Linked DNA regions of Homo sapiens: region 2 is linked to region 1. Evidence: chromatin contacts called from ENCODE Hi-C or POLR2A ChIA-PET data. All regions are on one chromosome and are shown on one strand. The core of a region is the stretch at or near the end of the contact, and the rest is flanking DNA. Distances in the headings are between cores, read along the strand shown.

Region 1 (2,700 bases), core at 155-2,654:
CCTTTTGGGAGTGAGTGCTTTCCCGCACCCCTCCCCTGGCCCAGGACCCCTCACTCCTTCTGGCAGCTTCCTGCCCCTTGAATGTCATTTACAACCTTGCCCACTTACCTTAACATTTTAACCTTTTCCCCCTTATCAGTGACATTGTCATTGGTGGTCAGAGAATTAACTGTGTGTAACTGTATATTTGAGGCAAGGCAAGGGGACAGATATTTTCCTTACGTTATTAGTTGTGCAACAGAAGCCAATTAAGAGATTGGAGAGATGAATAACACTAGTGATGGGTTGCAACTTGGGTGTGGAGCTGGGCACACCCACGTACGTCATTGTGACTCAGAAGTCCCTGTCACCGCCCTGAGCCAAGTACTAAAGTAAGGCCCAAATACCACACTTACTTCATAAAGAAACCAAAGTCTGACTGCCTCCATTTCTCATGAGTGAAAAACTGTTTCTATTATAGGAAACTTAGGTCTTCAGTGTGTTTGATGGTAGCATGCTATTAGATTGTGTATTCTCAAGTCTGATTTTCCCCATTACTGTGCTTTCTCCTTTTCACTTCTGCTTTGTCACTTGGAATGTTTCTAGAAGTAGAAGTCACTGCCCCTGCCTACATCAGACTGCAATTCCGGGACATCCAGGCAACAGCAAGGGATAATTAGGAATAAATTTGGCTGGAAGAAAGGGAAAATGCAGCTTAGGCAGCCTAAACCAACAGGCTTATTTTTCTCACTCAGTAAGAGAGCTGAGGTCGCCTGACTCAGCTCAGGTTCTCAGTGAGCCATCAGCCACCAGGTGCCACCTTTCAGTGAGTGGGCTTCTATCCCTTCCAGGTGTCTCTTCATGCTCCATGGGAATTAGATGGGACATGCTTTGACTCTCTCTTCCAGAAGCTTTCTCTTCTTTTTGAAGGGGCTTCTGTTTGCGCTGGGTGGTCAATGACTCAGCCTAGTCTTGATTTATCCCCCAGGATGGGGACAGACAGCAGGGGAGAGATCTCAGGTTGAGATGAGTGTACAGTAAGGGCTGGGAGTATCAGAAGGGGAAACGCTCTCCCAGATAGTGACAAAGCTAAGCGACCATGTGAAGGGAGAGGACAAACATCCCATGGAAAGAAGGGTAGCTGCCAGGCCTGCGGGAAGGAAGGAGCATGATGCTGGGGCATGGGAGCAAGTGGACAGGGAGGGCTCTGCAGGTCCCCTGGAACCTAAAGCCAGGGGTTATGGAAGGCAGATCCAGATTCAGGTGTTCAGAGGATGAGGCAGGGGTGGGTAGTTTAAGGAGCTGGAGAAGAGGTATCTCCTTGGGGAGTGGAAGATGTTAGAGAGATACAGGGTTGCAGGACAACAGGGAGGTGGAAAGAGAGTGGGGGATGGACTGTGGCATCTGGGCCCCACCAGGAAGGAAGTGGCCCCATTGGTGACTCATACAGGGAGGGGTGGGGCCAGTGGGTGCCTGGGAGCTCTGGTACTTGGGCAGGTCTGGCTTCCTGCTGCCACATCTGTTGGGAGGTGAAGCCTGCAGGCCAAATAATGACCTTCATTTTCAAAGCCTTTTTGAATAAATAAACTTTTTTGAGGTTTAACTTACATATATTAAAATTCACTTGTTTTAAGTGTTTAGTGCAGTAGGTTTTGCCAAATGTGTGCAGTCACTACACTCGATACAAAACATTCTATCACTCAATTCAAAAACCTTTTAGTATACCTCCAGGTCTTGGCGCAAAGAGGGCTTGCTGTTGTTGGGTGTGGGGGCTCACCCAGTCCTGGAGACAGAATGGGCTCTTTGTCTGAAGGTGGGGCAGGGTGCTCCCCCAGTGGTGTGGGAACTGAGCCAACTGGAGAGTGAAGTGGGATGCATGGTGTAAGATGAATAAGGGAAAGGCTGCAGAAGTTGCATTCCCAGCATTTTCCTTCCCGGGGATTCCCAGCAGCTCAGCAGTACCGGTATGAACCAGTTTTTTTCTGACTGCCTCCAGCATGAGCTGAATTTCCGTCTGTGCAGTTATCCTCAGCCAATTGAAAATCACCTGGAGTTGTATTCCAAGCACAAAAGAAGGTCAGAGAGTGGAGGCCCGATGATCATGATCGCCCTGTCTCCAGGGCCTAGGCTGGAAGGAGTCCTGCAGCCTTTGTGGCTCAGGACCAGAGAGCTGACCTTGACCCTGACCTTGTGATCCCAGGCATCAGTGGCTGGAAATTCCTTTCATTTTATTGTTGAGCCCAGAAGCGCCCAGCTCTCTTTGGCAAGGTTAAGCTAGGGTAAGAGGCACTGTTACTAGAGTGACCAGAGTTCTTTAAGCGTCGCTCTGCTATTACTCAGTTAACCTTATTAATACCCTGCCTGGTGACTGCTGTGTGTAAATTCTGCCTGAGCCCACATCTCTCCAGTGGGAATATGATTGACATTCCAGGTGCTCTAAGTAAGTTGGAAAAGCCCACAGAGAGCCTCAGTAAAAGTTAGCTATACCTATCCCTGCTGCTATTGGTGGGTTTTTTTTGTTTTGTTTTGTTTTACTATTTTAATTGTTATTCAAAGCTAATTTTATTGAAAAGAAGTAAACTTGTGATTTTGCTATGACTTTTGGCTCTGGATCCAAAAGTGAATATTGTCCCCTAGGATAAAGGAGGCTGTCTGTACAGCTGGAGAGACTCTTGATCTAAGGTCTTGCTCTTGGGTGACTTTGCCCTGTGTTTCTGGACA
Region 2 (2,700 bases), core at 22-2,521, 39 kb after region 1:
GAAACTGGAGTTAGCCGTGAAGAGCTTTGGAAGAGGTGTGCAGGGGTGTGGGCTAGAGTTGGACCAAGGATAGAAGGCACACCCCTTAGTAGCAGAGCAGGTAGTTGTCATTTTATTTGAGAAGTGGCAGGATTTAGGGAGGTGGGAAGGGAAGAATGTTTTCTGGAGATGAAAGGTAAGAGCAAAGATGTAGGGGGAATTGGGGACACAGAGCAGGGAGGGGCCGGCCTCCTAGTTGTGCCCTGGAAAGAAGTCAGGTCTATGTTAGAAGTGGAACCAATTGGCCAGGTGCGGTGGCTCACGCCTGTAATCCCAGCACTTTGGGAGGCTGAGGCGGGTGGATCACCTGAGGTCAGGAGTTCGAGACCATCCTGGCTAACACAGTGAAACCCCATCTCTACTAAAAATACAAAAAAAAAATTAGCCGGGCATGGTGGCACACGCCTGTAGTCTCAGCTACTCAGGAGGCTGAGGCAGGAGAATTGCTTGAACCTGGGAGGCGGAGGTTGCAGTGAGCTGAGATCACGCCACTGCACTCCAGCCTGGGTGACAGAGGGAGACTCCTTCTCAAAGGAAAAAAAAAAAAAAAAGAAGTGGAACCAATTATTACTTTACCAGGCTCTATAATTTTAAATACTGTAAATCTACTACTGTCATGCTTACAGTGTTAGAGGAAGGGAAACTGTCATCATAGGTAATGGAGCCTGGGCTGGGGAAGTGATTCCCGCATCGATCAATGCTCACTGTAAAGAACGAGTATGACCCACAGGGACGCAGAGGTCATTCCATGGCTTCAAGCTCATGGGCCAGGACAGTGCCACAGAAACTTCAACTAGATGCAAAGAGGCCTTAGCTCTGGGGAACCTGCAGCCCCCGCAGGCAGTAACAACACTGGGTGTCTGGGATGGCCTGGGCTAAGGTGAGATCGGCATGGGGAGATCAGCATTGTGATGACCAGTGCCTCTGGTATTTGCACCCTCCTTGGCTAGGACACTCGCCCAGGCATTTGGGCTGAGTAGTGGAATGAGATTACCGAAAACTTTGGGTGATTCCCACATTCATAGATTGTGGACAGAAATCCACTCTAGCAGTACTCACCTCATAATGCTGGAAATTTCCCAAAAAGGAATGAAATCATTAGAGTAAAAGCAATAGAGTATATTTTAAACTGCTACAGATGGTCACACTGATTGGTCCCTTCATGAGATGCCAGGACAGGAGAGGCTGGTTAGTCCCTGATTTGCTCATAAGTCTGCATGCAGCTGAGTCCGAACTGTCAGTCCCTTTGTTTTCCAGTCTACACAAACCTTGTTGTCACAAGTTTGCCCTTGCCCCAATGTGGATAGCTGCCAGGCCCTCTTTCTGAGCCTCCTCGTCACCTTGCCTCAAGCCCTCACATGTCCCCAGCAGGGTCAGTGTGGGGTCATTGCAGGCTCAGCCATCTGCCTGTTCTTCTTACTCCTCTTGACACCCATAGGACATGATTTGATTTCTATTAAATCCAGAAACTCAGGGAGCTGGAGTGTGTGTTATGTAACTCTCAGCATTTTTCGTGAAGAATTACATACTTTCTGTAAGTGCAGCTGAGGTCATCCCATAACCTCATGCATGATTGTGAAACAGACCTGATTTGGCTCAGTGCTAATATGGCCTTTGGGATCTTTGTTCATGAAAGCATTTCCTCAGTGCAGCAATGCAACCTGCTGCAAAGGGAGAACCCGCTCCTGCCAGAGGTATGGCTCAGGCTGCCAGACACAAGGAGATTCCCCATGTGTCCTGGCTGTGATTTCAGCAGACAGTTACCACAGTGCAGTATGGCATGGTAGTCGCAGTACAACATCACCAGGATGATCAAGAGCAAATACCATGACAAGAGGAAGACTGACTACAGGTGCCCTGTCAGCAGAAGACAGACTGGACAGAAAAGTATCTGCGGGAAGAAACAACACACTATCGGGATCAGGAAAGCATGAAATGTCAGTGACTCAAAACCAATGGCTTTTACACTCAGGCAGCCTGGGCATCGTAGCAAAGCTGCACACCTCCAAGGGGGCCCCGTAAGCAAACCAGATCCTTACGTCCACATGCTGCTATCCTAGTGAGCACCTGCCACATCCACCAAAAGGCAGGACACCTGCAGTTCTGTTTTTAAAAATTCTAGGTTTTGTCCCTGACACACAAATCATGGGTCTTAACCAAGGATGACTCAGCACAGCGCTGAGGACCAGGGTAATCACAAGAACTCAGGGAGGTGCAGGTCAGTAGGCCCGTAGGCTGAGGACACAGCAGGAGAGGGTGTGTTGTATATCACCTTGGCTAGCCACAGCGTCCAGGTTTTTTTTGCTAAACACCCATCTAGATGGCATTTTGTAAAGATAAGATTAACGTTTAAACCAGTAGATTTTGAGTAAAGTAGAAGACCTTGCACAATGTGAGTGGGTTTCATCCAGTCAGTTCAAGGCCTTCGAGAAAAAACTGAGGTTCCCAGAAAAGAAGGAATTCTGCCTCCAGACAGCCTTCACACTTAAGCTGCAACATCAGCTCTGCTGTGGGTCTCCAGCCTGCCAGCCCGCCCTGCAGACTTTGCACTTGCCAGCCTGATTCCTTAAAAACCCATCTTTCTCGGCCAGGCACGATGACTCATGCCTGTAATCCCAGCACTTTGGGAGGCTGAGGCAAGAGGAGTGCTTGAACCCAGGA

What was found. Hi-C counts contacts between places; a loop is a spot of excess contacts on that map. ChIA-PET counts read pairs that join two places held with the same protein, here RNA polymerase II (POLR2A). Pooled maps may share reads with other maps.
Region 2: a loop to region 1 is called in a map of naive thymus-derived CD4-positive, alpha-beta T cell, with 2.2 times the contacts of the local background. The contact joins two enhancer-like sites. A Hi-C loop is called at or near these places in 6 of 168 maps with a recorded cell type or tissue (CD4-positive, alpha-beta memory T cell, CD8-positive, alpha-beta T cell, cardiac septum and 3 more), 1 of 37 single-sample maps with no recorded cell type and 6 of 50 pooled maps. POLR2A ChIA-PET finds 5 or more read pairs at or near these places in 9 of 52 experiments (H1, HepG2, MCF 10A and 6 more).

The regions. Positions count from the first base shown.
Region 1 is chr7:44,637,952-44,640,651 of GRCh38, forward strand. The region is part of intron 2 of OGDH (oxoglutarate dehydrogenase); the gene reads left to right. Among named protein-coding and RNA genes, the nearest start is that of OGDH, 33 kb to the left of the region's middle. RefSeq lists enhancers at 75-585, 431-550, 439-966, 1,031-1,180, 1,495-2,022. Within about 2 kb of position 1,405, at least 40 of the 41 ENCODE cell types and tissues checked have a DNase peak (open chromatin) inside an H3K27ac peak, as active enhancers do; they include gastrocnemius medialis, where a contact is called at or near this core.
Region 2 is chr7:44,677,305-44,680,004 of GRCh38, forward strand. The region is part of intron 9 of OGDH (oxoglutarate dehydrogenase); the gene reads left to right. Among named protein-coding and RNA genes, the nearest start is that of ZMIZ2, 70 kb to the right of the region's middle. RefSeq lists a silencer at 842-1,055. Within about 2 kb of position 1,272, at least 12 of the 41 ENCODE cell types and tissues checked have a DNase peak (open chromatin) inside an H3K27ac peak, as active enhancers do; they include gastrocnemius medialis, where a contact is called at or near this core.